2 separate regions of the Homo sapiens genome follow, and region 1 is linked to region 2. Evidence: chromatin contacts called from ENCODE Hi-C or POLR2A ChIA-PET data. All regions are on one chromosome and are shown on one strand. The core of a region is the stretch at or near the end of the contact, and the rest is flanking DNA. Distances in the headings are between cores, read along the strand shown. Region 1 overlaps KIAA0319L (KIAA0319 like). Region 2 overlaps KIAA0319L (KIAA0319 like).

Evidence for each region. Hi-C counts contacts between places; a loop is a spot of excess contacts on that map. ChIA-PET counts read pairs that join two places held with the same protein, here RNA polymerase II (POLR2A). Pooled maps may share reads with other maps.
Region 1: a pooled map shows a loop between it and region 2 (3-fold over the local background). The contact joins two enhancer-like sites. A Hi-C loop is called at or near these places in 11 of 168 maps with a recorded cell type or tissue (CD4-positive, alpha-beta T cell, CD4-positive, alpha-beta memory T cell, CD8-positive, alpha-beta T cell and 5 more), 25 of 37 single-sample maps with no recorded cell type and 18 of 50 pooled maps. POLR2A ChIA-PET finds 5 or more read pairs at or near these places in 15 of 52 experiments (CD4-positive, alpha-beta T cell, CD4-positive, alpha-beta memory T cell, CD8-positive, alpha-beta memory T cell and 11 more).

Annotation. Positions count from the first base shown.
Region 1 is chr1:35,494,494-35,501,443 of GRCh38, forward strand. The region is part of intron 3 of KIAA0319L (KIAA0319 like); the gene reads right to left. Among named protein-coding and RNA genes, the nearest start is that of KIAA0319L, 59 kb to the right of the region's middle. RefSeq lists an enhancer at 5,335-5,629. Within about 2 kb of position 4,963, at least 2 of the 41 ENCODE cell types and tissues checked have a DNase peak (open chromatin) inside an H3K27ac peak, as active enhancers do; they include CD4-positive, alpha-beta T cell, where a contact is called at or near this core.
Region 2 is chr1:35,447,886-35,454,435 of GRCh38, forward strand. It overlaps KIAA0319L (KIAA0319 like), which reads right to left. Exons shown (of 21, transcript NM_024874.5): 11 at 6,477-6,550; 12 at 5,672-5,804; 13 at 3,743-3,891; 14 at 2,473-2,624; 15 at 1,982-2,120; 16 at 288-447. Among named protein-coding and RNA genes, the nearest start is that of ZMYM4-AS1, 85 kb to the left of the region's middle. RefSeq lists a silencer at 3,215-3,394. Within about 2 kb of position 4,391, at least 17 of the 41 ENCODE cell types and tissues checked have a DNase peak (open chromatin) inside an H3K27ac peak, as active enhancers do; they include CD4-positive, alpha-beta T cell, where a contact is called at or near this core.

The sequences.
Region 1 (6,950 bases), core at 3,713-6,212, 47 kb after region 2:
TATTACAAAGCTAGAGTTAGGCCGGGTGTGGTGGCTCACGCCTATAATCCCAGCAGCTTGGGAGGCTGAGGTAGGTGGATTGCTTGAGTCCAGGAGTTTGAGACCAGCCTGCGCAACATGGTGAAACCCCATCTCCGCTAAAATAACAAAGGGAAAAAAAAAAAACAAACTAGCAGGCATGGTGGTGCATGCCTATAGTCCTAGCTACTTGGGAGGCTGAAGTGGGAGAATCACCTGAGCCCGGAAGGTCAAGGCTGCAGTGGGCCAAGACTGTACCATTGCACTCCAACTGAGCAACCACAGTGAGACCCTGTCTCAAAAAAGAAAGCTACAGTTATCAAGACAGTGTAGAACTCATGTCAATATAGGCAAACAGATAAATGGGACCAAACAGTGTAGAGAAGCAGACCTATAAACATACGCTTAACTGATTTTCAACAAAGGTAAAACGGCAATTCAGTGTAGAAAGGATGGAAAAAATACGGTCCTAAAACAACTGGATATTCATATGCCAAAAAAAAATTCCATCCATAGCTCTCACAATGTACAAAATAACCCTAGACCTAAATGTAAAACCTAAACTTATGAAACTTTTATAGCCAGGTGCGGTGGCTCATGCCTGTAATCCCAGCACTTTGAGAGGACGAGGCAGGTGGATCACCTGAGGTCAGGAGTTTGAGACCAGCCTGGCCAACATGGTGAAACCCCATCTCTACTAAAAATACAAAAATTAACCAGGCGTGGTGGTGCACACCTGTAGTCCCAGCTACTTGGGAGGGTGAGGCAGAAAAATCGCTTGAACCTGGGAGATGGAGGTTGCAGTGAGCCGAGATCATGCCACTGCACTCCAGCCCAGGTGAGACTCTGCCTCAAAAATTAAAAAATAAATAAAATTATGAATCTTTCAGAAGAAAACTTAGGAGAAAATCTTTCTCAGATACAACACCAAAAACACAATCCATAATAGAAATATTAATAAACCAGACTTCATCAAAATTAATATCTGCTCTTTGAAAGACACTGCTAAGAGAATGAAAAGATAAGTTACAGACTGGGAGAGAATATTTGCAAATCACGTATCTGAGAAAGAGCTTGTATGCAGAAAATATATATGTAAGAAAATAACACAGTTTTTTTGTTTGTTTGGTTTTGTTTGTTTGTTTGTTGTTGTTTTTCTAAGATAGGGTCTCACTCTGTCACCCAGGCTAGAGTGTGGTGGCATGATCAAAGCTCACTGCAGCCTCAACCTCCCAGGCTCAAGCAATTCTCCTGCCTCAGCCTCCTGAATAACTGAGACTACAAGTGTGCACCACCACACCCAGATAATTTTTTCCACTTTTTAAAAATGGGGAAAAATATTAACACTCTACAAAAAAAAAAAAAAAAACATGAATGGCAAATAAGCACACAAAAAATATTCAACATCATTAGTCATTAGGAAAATGCAAACCAAAACCACAATGAGATTCAATTAAACACCTATTACAATGTATAAAATTAAAAAGATTCACCATACCAAGTGTTAGCAAGAATGTGGAGCAACTGGAAATTTGATACATTAATCACGGAAATGTAAAATGGTACAACCACTTTGGAAAACACTTGGGCAGTTTGATAAAAAGTTAAATATACCCATACAATATAGGCCGGTTATGGTGGCTCACGCCTGTAATCCCAACACTTTGGGAGGTCGAAATGGGTATATCACTTGAGGTCAGGGGTTCGATACCAGCCTGGCCAACATGGTGAAACCCTGTCTCTACTAAAAATACAAAAATTAGCCGGGGATGGTGGCAGGTGCCTGTAATCCCAGCTACTCAGGAGACTGAGGCAGGAGAATCTCTTAAACCCAGGAAGCGGAAGTTGTAGTGAGCTGAGATGGTGCCAGTGCACTCTAGCCTGGGTGACACAGTGAGACTCCGTCTCAAAAAAATAAAAAATAAAATAAAACATACAATGTAATCCAGCTATTCCACTCCCACATATTTACCCAGGAGAAATTAAAATATATGCTATACAAAGACTTGTACACAAATGTTCCTAGCGTCTTAATCTGTAATAACCAAAATCTGGAAGCAATCCAATATCCATTAACAGGTAAATGGATAAACAAATTATATCTATACAATGGAATACTACTTAGGAATTTTCAAAAGCCAGCTACTAGGTGCTGGGTACAGTGGCTCATGTCTGTAATCCCACCACTTTGGGAGGCCAAGGTGGGCAGATCACCTGAGGTCAGGAGTTTGAGACCAGCCTGGCCAACATGGTGAAAACCCGTCTCTACTTTAAAAAATACAAAAATTAGCTGGGCGTGGTGGCACATGCCTGTATTCCCAGCTACTTGGGAAGCTGAGGCACAAGAATCACTTGAACCCTGGAGGTCGAGGCTGCGGAGAGCAGAAATAGTGCCACTGCACTCCAGCCTGAGCAACAGAGTGAGATTGTGTCTCCAAAAAAAAAAAAAAAAAAAAAAAGCAGCTACTGGCATATGTTATGACATGAATGGACATAAAAACATTACGCTAAGTAGAAGAACCTAAACACAAAAGACTACATATTCCATGATTCCATATTAATGCAAAGTCTAGAAAATGCAAATTTATAGAGACAGCAGATCAATGGATGCCTAGGACTGGGGGTGGGAATAGGGATGGCACACAGGAACTTTTGGATAAATGGGGACAAGGGAAGTTTTGGGGGGGTGATAGAAATGTTATCAAACTGTACGGCAGGAAAAAGACAAAAAAAAAAAAGATGAAATGTTATCAAACTGGATTGTAATAATGATTTACAACTCTATGCATTTACTAAAACCACTGAATTGTATGCTTAAAAGGAATGTTTCCTTATATAAATTATACCTCAATAAAGTCGTTAAAAAGAATACGTATGTAATGTATGATTCAATTTATTTAAAAATTACAGAAAATCTATAATGACTAAAAGCAGATCAATTTTCTAGAGGGGGTGAGAGGGACAGATTACAAAGCGGCAGAAGAAATTTTAGAGTTGATACATATATTCGTTATCTTTTTATGGTGATGGTTTTATAGACATAGAGATAGATATAAATAAACTAACCAAATTGTACACTTTAAACATGTACAGTTTATGATATGACAATTATACTTCAAAAAAGCTGCTTTCTAAAAGTATGGCACCCACAGAAGAACAAGTATTCCATGTGGGTGGAATGGAAAGGAGAAAGGAGTAACAAAAGAGCCATTCATGCACCCAAAAGCGTATTTATAACGATTGCACAATGTCCATTTTCCCCTCATTAGACAGACTGCTTTCATTTTTTTCATAAAATAAGTATCATCTCACCATTGTGTGCAAAGTTTTATTTAGAAACTATTGCTTTAGACAGATTCCCAGAAGTAGAAGAACAGTGTGACTATTTTAAAGTTAGGCAGACAGATTTTCATTTATTAAAATAATTTGTTTTAAAGAAAACCTTGTTTATCATTTTCAAAAATTTATGTACTGTATTTTTAAGGAAACAGAAACAGGAGACATGGAACAAATTATTTTATTTGAGAAACTATGAAGTAGGCTGGGCGCAGTGGCTCACGCCTGTAATCCCAGCACTTTGGGAGGCCAAGGCAGGTGGATCACCTGAGGTCAGGAGTTCGAGACCAGCCTGGCCAACGTGATGAAACCCTGTCGCTACAAAAATACAAAAAATTAGCTGGGTATGATGATGGGTGCCTGTAATCCCAGCTACTTGGGAGGCTGAGGCAGGAGAATCACTAGAACCCAGGAGGCGGAGGTTGAAGTGAGCCGAGATTGCACCACTACACTCCAGCCTGGGAAATAAGTGCGAAACTCCCATCTCGGGAAAAAAAAAAAAGAAACTATGAAGTAATACTAAAAATTTTTAGGGGATAATAAAGGGTTGGATGGAATTTCCTTGAGCAATTTTTTCTGGCACTGGATAGAAATAATAAAAACTAAACCAATTCTGAACAAACCTGTTTCTTCTTCAAGAATTCTTATTCATAATGATGAAAGGTTTCAATTCATATTCTCTTTCTCCATCTCTCCAATTCTCTTCTCTTCTTCCTTCTCCCTTCCTCCCTGCCTCCACTCTGAGGCTACCCTCTCCAAATCAAGTAAGCCAGGCCCAGCAATTAATGTCATAATTAAAGATAACAAAAGAAAACTCTCATCACTATCTATTCCATTTTGAGTAGGAGTCTGTAACGCCACACACAGGATGTTCACACTTACCTGGTTACATAATCACAATCCATATAGGGGTCCTCCTTGGTAAGGAACATGCTATCCTAGTTTCTACTTAATATTAAACAACAGTTTATAAAAATTCAGCTTTCAATACATTTTGATTTGAGACACAATGGTATTGAAATAAAAACCCACCACTGTCATTAATAAAAATCCTACCAATGGAAAGGAATGTCTTCCTGCAGTGGCATTAGTCGGGTCTTCTTCCTGCATTAGTGGGGTCTAATGACACACCACATCCCAATTCTCAGCAACTAAAGCTGAGACTGGAGAATATGGCAGGGTTTATCTTTATAGAAATTAATTAAAAGTTAGTCTTCTGAGAGTCTCCTTAGAGAAACTAAGACCATCCACTAAATAGGAAAGAGAGGGATGACACCTGTGGTGTTAACAAGAGATGGTCAAGTTCTGCCAGTTAGTAAGGAGTTGTTAAGGGACCCACACCAAAATCCCCATCAACTCTTGCTTCGTAGGTGCTACAGACTGAATGTTTGTGTTCTCCCAAAATTCGTATGTTGAAATCTAGCTAACCCCCAAAGTGATGGTATTAGGAGGTAGGGCCTTTGGAAGGTAATTAGGTCATGAAGTTGGAGCCCTTGTGAATGGGATTAGTGCTCTTAGAAAACGGACCAGAGAGAGTTTGTCTTCCTCTTCCACCGTGTGAGAACATAGCTAGAATGCAGTGTCTATGCAGACTGGCCCCTCACTAGACACCAAATCAGCCAGCACCTTCAGCTGGGATTTCCCAGCCTCCAGAACAGTGAGAAATAAATTTCTGTTGTTTATAAACCACCCAGTTTATGGTATTGTTACAGCAGCCTCAATGAATTAAGACAATAAATTAGCTTACAAAGGAGCCAATAAACGCAATTTCAAACTCACTGCACATACTAAAAACTAGATAAGTAGATTAAAGAACCAGAACTATTAGATTAGAGGAGAAAATGGGTAGCTATGAAGGGAAAAAAAAATAAGGAAAGGGTGTTGTGGTCCAAGAACTAACACAACAAAAACAAGCAAACAAGTAAAAACAAGTAAAAAAAAAAAAAAACCCTGAAAAACAAACCCAAAACAACAACAACAAAACATGAAGGGAAACAGCACTGCTTAGGTTTCTGTCATCAGTTACGTAAGATTATCCCTCTGTGGCTGCCCACACCCCACACCTCTATCTTCTGATAAGAGGTAAGCTCAGGCTTTACATGGAGCCAGCACAAGAGTTCTCAGAAAAAGAAGGCAGCAGATGGCTATCTGGGTGCTTGGCTCATTTATCCTCTAAGTCATTTATTTGTTCCACAGAAAGCCACTGGCTTGCTAAGGGTCAAAATGCCGTGTGTGATTATTGACTGGAAACAGGGAGACGATGCTGTTAGAGAGAACAACACTTCAGTCTTCCTACAGTCAAACCTTACATGCAGGGATACCTAAGTGGACTTTCATTTCCTGCGCTCAAATAAAGCACTTTTTTCTCTGGCACATAGCAGGATTGGCAGCAATTAATTGTCAGAACTGCTTAAGCTGTACACATTCTTATAATGTACACAATTAATTGGCTGAACTGCTTATACTGTACACGTTCCAGGACCCAATCAACAAGCCTCTGTGCTCCTCCTGCCAACAATTCAGAGGTTCATGGTACAGAAAGGGTGCAATACTTAAACTAAGCAGGACAGGCTTCACCCTCTTTAAGTTGAGAAACGGGAATATATTGATGACATTCCTTTCTACTTTTGGAATTGCAAAAGGTCCACAATATCTGCCTTTGGATTCAATATATGTATATTTCCAAAAGAGTGAAAAATGCAGACTGACAATCCAAATGCCTTTGCAGCTCTGCAGGCAGGCAAGACAAAAGCAATTTATGATACAATTTCTCTCCACTTTGGATGCAGAGTTGCTTGACCTACCTTAGTGAAAACAGCACAAACTAGAAACTGGTGCTGCTCGCCAGTCATCCCTAATTAGAATGAGATCTGCAGTGCATACTTTTCTCTTCCCTTCCCTAGTGCATTAAGCAGAAGTTTGAACTCCCAAGTTCTCTCCCAAAAGAAATGCCAAGGCAATTCTCAATGCACAAGGCAATCTTACCACCTTTCCAGAGCTATACATGGCCTTCAGGGTAAGAAGCTAGCTCCTAAGCATGATATATAAGGTCAAATATAACTTATCTGGATCTGAAGATTTCACTTTGCCCCATTTTTTTTTTTTTAGCAATACTTGCAGTTCTCAATATGTAATGCCAAGCTTTGTAATGCCTCCGTGCAACACTGCATGCAGCAAAAGCCCACTCCCAGTCCTGGGGTTCATAGTTCAAATTCAATATTCCTCCCCTCATGTCTATCCACTCTCCACATTAGACCACAAAGGTCTTGAAATCCTACTCACCAGCAGCAATTTCTTGCCACTGCCCACTAATGGTAAACTAGAAGAAAGAATTCTCTATAGCCAACACATCCTCAGGATCTTCCTTCCAGCATACACCTGAATTCTGTAAGACCCAAGTTTGAATTTTCACCATCCTCCAGGAGACTGTCAGATCTAAATCTACCATTTTTCTAACTTATCCATTTCTAATTTCACGGGCCATAATTATCCTATAGTATGCTGGAGGTATTTTCTTTGCTGCTGCTTCCCAATGTCCTCTGCAAACCATTATTCTTCTACCTCCCTGTGAAAACCTCTTCTCCTTTGCCATCTTG
Region 2 (6,550 bases), core at 3,141-5,640:
TGTACCAAACCCACACCGTACTAATGTTCCATATTTACTTATCTCCTCTACTAGACTGTGGTTGTCAAAATAGTTGACCTCCTACACCCTGGAGCCCTGCTGAAGTGTCTAGTACAGCGCATGTCACCTGCACTAGAAGACAGAAGTCTATTGAAGAAAAGGCAACATGAGTGTTTCTGGTCAGAAAGCCCACCTTTCTCTATCTAACCACACTATTTCTCAGCTCATTCAAGAAGCCCGGGGGCCCCTGGTCTTTCCTTTGCTCCCCCCATTCATTGCCCAGCTACCTCTGCTCCGTGTACGGCTGAATCTTTTGCACAATGATGTCGGAATCCAGCACCCCCAGGAGGACCCCAATCTGGCGGATGAACATCCCCTTCAGCCTCTCAGTTAGCTGACTGACGTTGATATCCAAGATGATCTCCACCAGGTTGTTTTTCCTGGGATCTGGAAAGCATGTGGATCAGTCATGGCTTTAGAAGTAGGAGAGTAAACACAGACCTGCCACTGTGCATTTGCTTTGGCACAGGAGAGAAAGGAGTGAGAACATTCAGATATCCTTCAAATGGAAAGGGACAATAGTGAATTCCTGATCGGGCAATCTGGGGCTGGCTTAGAAAGCTTCTAAAGCACTCCTGCTCTCTATACCAACCTGAGAATTCCCACACATGTGCTGGGGATAAGGCTGAAGCAGTGATGCAATGAGGGGTGGGGAGTAATGACGGGAGTGGGGAAGAGAGAAACACTTAAACATTTGTTTTAAAAGCCTCTGTGCAACTGGCAGTGCTGAGCAATCCAGGCCAAGTGGGGGTTATTAAGCAATCTCTCCTGACTCACATCTGATTTTCAGTGCCTCGCTGTATTTTGTGCACAACAATGGGAGGAAAAGTGTCCATCTCAACAACCTCCTCAATAATGGGAATGCATCCGTCCCTCCAGGTTTAAATACAGTTAACAAAAGAAAATCCAGTCAGCCAAGACACAAGGATTTCCTTAGAGCCACATCACAGCTGCACTATCTTTGTATAACTCTAAAACGGTGAGGCTATCATGTTTTACTTTTGAATATGTCCTAAAGATGTTCTACATTTGGAATTTCAAACTGATTGTTTGGAATGCCTTATTTACATACTTGAATGCACCACTTGCCTGTTCTGATGTATAATTTGCATAATTAGTAGACTATCTGTGATCTGACTTTAAACACCAAAGAGATTTTATAGTGTCTCAGCTACTGTCCTTCCTAGAGGCAGGACAAGGACTGGAAGACCTCCCAAGATCCCTTCCTGTCCAAAACATCCATATATGAGGTTGGCCTAGATAATAAAGAGTAGGTTTAAAGTTAATACCATTTCATCAGAAGCTCAGGAATTTATACAGCTCTATCCCACCTCCATACTCAGTGCCTCCCTATCACCATATTAATCTCAAAGCAAAATAAAAACATGGTTCTATTTAAGAAGAAAATTTTTATTTCTGCAAAGCTGAAAAATGTAAAGAGCACTATTACTTTACCTTCCCTGGATTATCAGACAAGGCCTGAGGCTCAACTTATAAAAATAAATTGTTTTCTGCATCTGGATGCTGATGAGACATCATGACTCAAGCTATTCCCATGCTCAGATTCCCAAGCACTCTGAGCCCTCTCTCATCAGTCACGAGGAGAGGAGAAAGTGCTGGACTACGAGCACAAAGGCCTGGCTCTGACACAACTGCTGTGTGACACTGAGCAAGTCCTGCCCTCTCTGAGTTTGTTTCTCCATCTGAGATGAATAGGGGGAGGTCTGTATTTCTGCATGGGTAGGAGGTATTATTGGAACAGACGGTCTCTATGGATTTTTCAGCTTGGGGTTTCTCGATTATTTTTAAAGCTGGACATGCCATCTGGCTCTGTCCATGCTCGGGGAAGGGGATCTCAGGATAGAGGCCTTGATTGGCTGATTCAGCAATTCTACTCAGCCTCATCACTAAATGAACTCACCAGGTTTCACCTCCACAGTGGTCCGGTCTGTGTCACTCTCACCCTTTGCATCGGTCACTTTCAGGTGAAAAGTGTAGGTTCCCTCAACCAGGTTTGAAAGAAAAAGGATAGGGTGATGGTCAGAGTGATTTAACACCTCCTGTAGGGTTGAACAACATGGCTATGTTACAGAACAAAATGCCATTCCTTTCCTGGAGTCAGTTGCTGCTTTCACCATAACTAGGCCCTTCAGGGCTGAACTGTTTCAACCTTGGGCAGTTCCTGATACGGAACAGCATTGCAGCCTACAACTGCTAGGATCAGGGAAGGGAAACCCATTCTGTGCTATACTAGCTTACAGAATGACCCTAAGCAAGTCACTTCACCTCCCTGGATTTCAGAGAACAATCTGGGTTTGATATAAGGGACCACTTGATTAAAGCATATACTGGAACGCGTGGCTCCTCCTCCTCCCCACTCCTGTGTAGCTCTCCAGCTCCTAGCACACTTACCCCTGCTGCTGGGCTCCCCTCATCTCGAGTCCAGAGGTAGCTGACTATTCCCTTGTCATCTGAGGACTTAGAGCCATCCAGCTCTGCTGTGCTCGTGGGTAGGGTAATCACCACATTCCCAGTTATCTTGGCTATAGGTGGTTTGTTTATTTCTAATCAAAAAGAAATCATTGACATAATGTGACATTCTGGAAAAGAAGAAATGTTTCTTCATGATGCTTATGGGGAAATTAAAACATCAAGAGTACCTTAACTGGAGAACCTTTTTAAGTGCCTGTCCCTGCCACCAACCAACAGTGTAGATGAAAGCTACCAGCGCTGCAGTCCTGAGGTTCCAGTCCTACCCAGAGAAATGTTCTCCTAACACTGTACAACAGAGGGGACGAGTGTGCTTTCCTCTCATATTCTCCCAGCAGCCTTCCCAAATGGAATCCATTTCTCTGCTTTGGAGGTATGTGATGATCAGAAATAACGGCCCAAACTGGCTTAAAACCTTGGAGTTTAGGTTTCACCTAGCTGATCTTGCAAATTCTCCTTCAAAATATCTTAAAATGTTATTCTCTGAATATCTTTTTGGACCCCTTCCTTGGAACTTCACAAGAGAAAACAAAGAGCTACCTCTCTTATTCGGAGCCCCACGTGAAGCTCTGTATATTCAGATGTCTGTGCAGTATTTACTCAGCTTGGTATCTTATGTCTGGAGGTCTGCATATCTGATGGTTTTTCCTGCTATCAACTTAAGGCCCTCAACTTAAGGCCCTCTCCCACAGCTCTCACTGGTCACTGTGCCTGTAAACTAGAGCAAGGCCTCTGGCTGGCCTCAGCTCAAAGGCTCAGGGCAAGCATAGTCAGCTGTAGTGCGGCCGTCATTCTCAAGCCTGACAGCAGGTGTCACTGTAGCTAACAGGAGTCACGGCCCAGGTCTCAGCAATGCAGAGGGGCAAAATAAAAATGCAAAGAATAGAACCCTTAATTCTTTCCCTATTCAACTGAGAAATAAAGTAAGGAGGGAAGGAGGGAGGACTGAAAAGAAAGTAAGGGGATGAGAGGGAAGGGAAGATGTAAGCAGGAGGAGGGAGGGAAGTTAAAATTCACCTTACAGTCCAATTAAAGGCTGTTTTAGAAAAGAAAATAACAATTGCCCTCACCCCAACCCTCTTACCCACCTCTTGCTATCTCTAATCAATTTCTGCAGGCAAACATGACAGGATAAATTCTTCAGCTATCTGACCCTAAGAGGCTGCTACACAAACTGGAGGCAGAGAGGTACCTTCTTTGACAATGACATTCACAGAGCTCTGGCTTTGCAGGTTCCTCTCATCTTTGACAGTCAAGGTGAACACATAGGTCCCCACTTGCAGCCCAGTCACAGTAGCAACACTGCTGTTAGCATTCTCGAGCTGCACCCCATCAGGTCCCCTGCAAAAAAAGAAACTAGAGGGTAGAGTTGTACCTGTCTGCTGCTGTCCTGTCCCTAACTTAGCAGGAGGAGACAATGACTCCCTCAGCAAAGACACGAACTACTGTTACCCAGACCTTGACAAGACATGTTTAAAAATATTTCAATTGGACAAAGTGTCATTTGGCCTCAAAATACAGGCTGCCTGCTGGTCAGAAAATTCAAATAGCTTTCAAACACCTCTAGCCTTATCCTTTATATGAGCTTCTAGAACACTTGAACGCTTTACCATTCTAGTTTGTAAAAGGAAGAAAGTTCTCTGAGCAAGTCTCTGATCAAAAGAATGATTTAAGAGTGATGTTTCTAAAAAGCATTTCTGGCCCAGTAGTTGGTTTGGCTCTTGCCAGCAAGGAAGCAAAATGCATTTCTTAATCACGTGCCCAAATCCTTCCTGATGAAAGAAAAGGAAATGGGGCAAGACTGCAGAGGAACTCTCAGGACAAAATCATCTTGTTTGTAGCAACTCTATAAGCAAAGTTCCCTCCAGCTCCTGGACAGGGGCCATCAAGCACCTAGGACACCCTACAACCCTTCTTCCCCCTTGTGGCCTCAGAGACTTGCCTGCAGCAGCCAAGGGAGCTCTGTGCCAACATTCAGGCTGCACACAGCCAGAGAGCCCTCTGCTCAAGGATCAAAATGCCCCAGAGCTTTTAACTACAGGAAAGCCAGAGAAATCTGCAGACATCCAGGATTTACTTTGTTTTGCCTTTTAAAGTTACAGCCTCTGATCCTGGTAGCTCCTCCTGAAGCACAGTCTCCTTCAAGAAGCTATGCTAAGCATTATCTCTGCTGTAAACACTAATAAAACTCAGCTAAAAGGTCTATCAGCCATATCTTCAATAAACAATTATAATTAAAAACACCCTGGGCTGGGTAAGATTATGTTCTACAAAAGATAAAAACAAGAGCTGAGGGAAATAATTTCTAGATTCCAACTCAGCAATCTCAAAAGCAAGTCATTTGTATAGTCAAATTAAAGTTCTTTTCCACCCATCTCCAATGCCTTTGTCAAACAAACAAACAAACAAACAAACAAACAAACACAATACAAAAAAAAACCCAGGCTGTCCTATGGTTGCTACCTTTGGAAACAGAGAATACTTTTAACTCTTCTTAGAATTCTTTTGCTACTTGTGGGATCCTGCATATAATTTCAGTTGCATTAGTTATGCTTTAAAGGAGCTAAAAGAAACTACAGGAACTAAGAATGGTTCAGTTAGGTAATTTCTATGTAATTAGAATTATTTTGATTACCGCCTTTGGCCTCTGGCTAACTTAATTGGTAAATGGTGTCTTCAAGAAAACAATAACAGAGTAATGCTTTCATTTTATGGATGTATTTTCAATTTCTCTTAATAGCTGCTCTGCCCCATCCCCCGTGCCAGCCTTACCCAGTTAATTCTGAGCAACAGTATTTTTCTGCTCCATTACCCCTTCCATCCTGCCTCTCAAGTGTAATTAAACTCTGCATTTCAGCAGATGGATTGTACCTGAAAAAGCACCAGGATCACACAGTACTACCTGGGGACTAGTTGATGGCAAGCATTCTTTTTTTCTTACAAAAATTATGATTATAATATCATTTTCTTGGAGTTGAAGTTTGGAATTGCAAACATTTCTTCCTCAGTCACCCCACTGGATAAGCCAATAAGAGCAACTCAACTCATAATAGCAAATAAAACCTTGCTCTTCCAAGGTCTGGAGGCTTTGCAAAAATAAGGATTTTGTGTCAATACTCACTGTGTTTTTTCCCAGAGATATGAGATAATTTTCTGATCATCTGAGCTCTTGCTGCCATCCAGGGTTGTGCTATCCACAGGAAGGGTCAGCTCTTTATCTGGGCCTGCATCTGCCTGAGGAGGCTTATTGTTTTCTGGAAGACAAAGAGTTAGAGGTCAAAAGCAGCCAGTCCAGGTGGGAAAGGAGAGGAACCAATTGGGACACATGTTCTGGAAGCCATGGACTCTGCCTCTCAGGCCACAGAACTGTCAGATACTGTGGGAGATGTGGTTACCGTCAGGGAGCACACAATAAAGAATATAAGGCTGAAACATATCAAGCAATTCTGACAGAAACATAGAACATAATGAAGTTATAATGCCATACTAAACTTGAACTCTAATGCTAAGGGAGTTCAAATGAAAGGATTTGAGTGACAAGACAGGGCTGTCCTGAGGAAGTCAGTTTTAAGCAGGCCCTTCAAGGACGTGGTATTGGGTTGGTGCAAAAGTAATTGCTATTGAAAGGAATGGCAAAAACCGCAATTACTTTTTAGGATTTGGGATGGCATAAACTCTATTTCCTAGGTCTCTTTGAAGGTACCAACAACAAGCCAAGGGAAGGGCACAAGCTGAGGCTGGGAAGTATCCTTCATCTCTAGCTATGAAGAAAGCACAAGGGGAAGGAACAATAGAAGTCACCAGAGGCTCTATGGATCGGTGCCTTCTGCTTCTACCCTCATACAGCTCAGAACCCAACACTCTTTTCCCCCAAGGTTAAATGGACCCACCAATAGAAGAGCCTGAACCACAAGGCTGGAGCTTACCAGGTTGCACAATAACAGTCACTTGAGCAGTGGCCTGCTGTCCTATTGTGTCAGTCACTGTGAGCTGGTAAGTG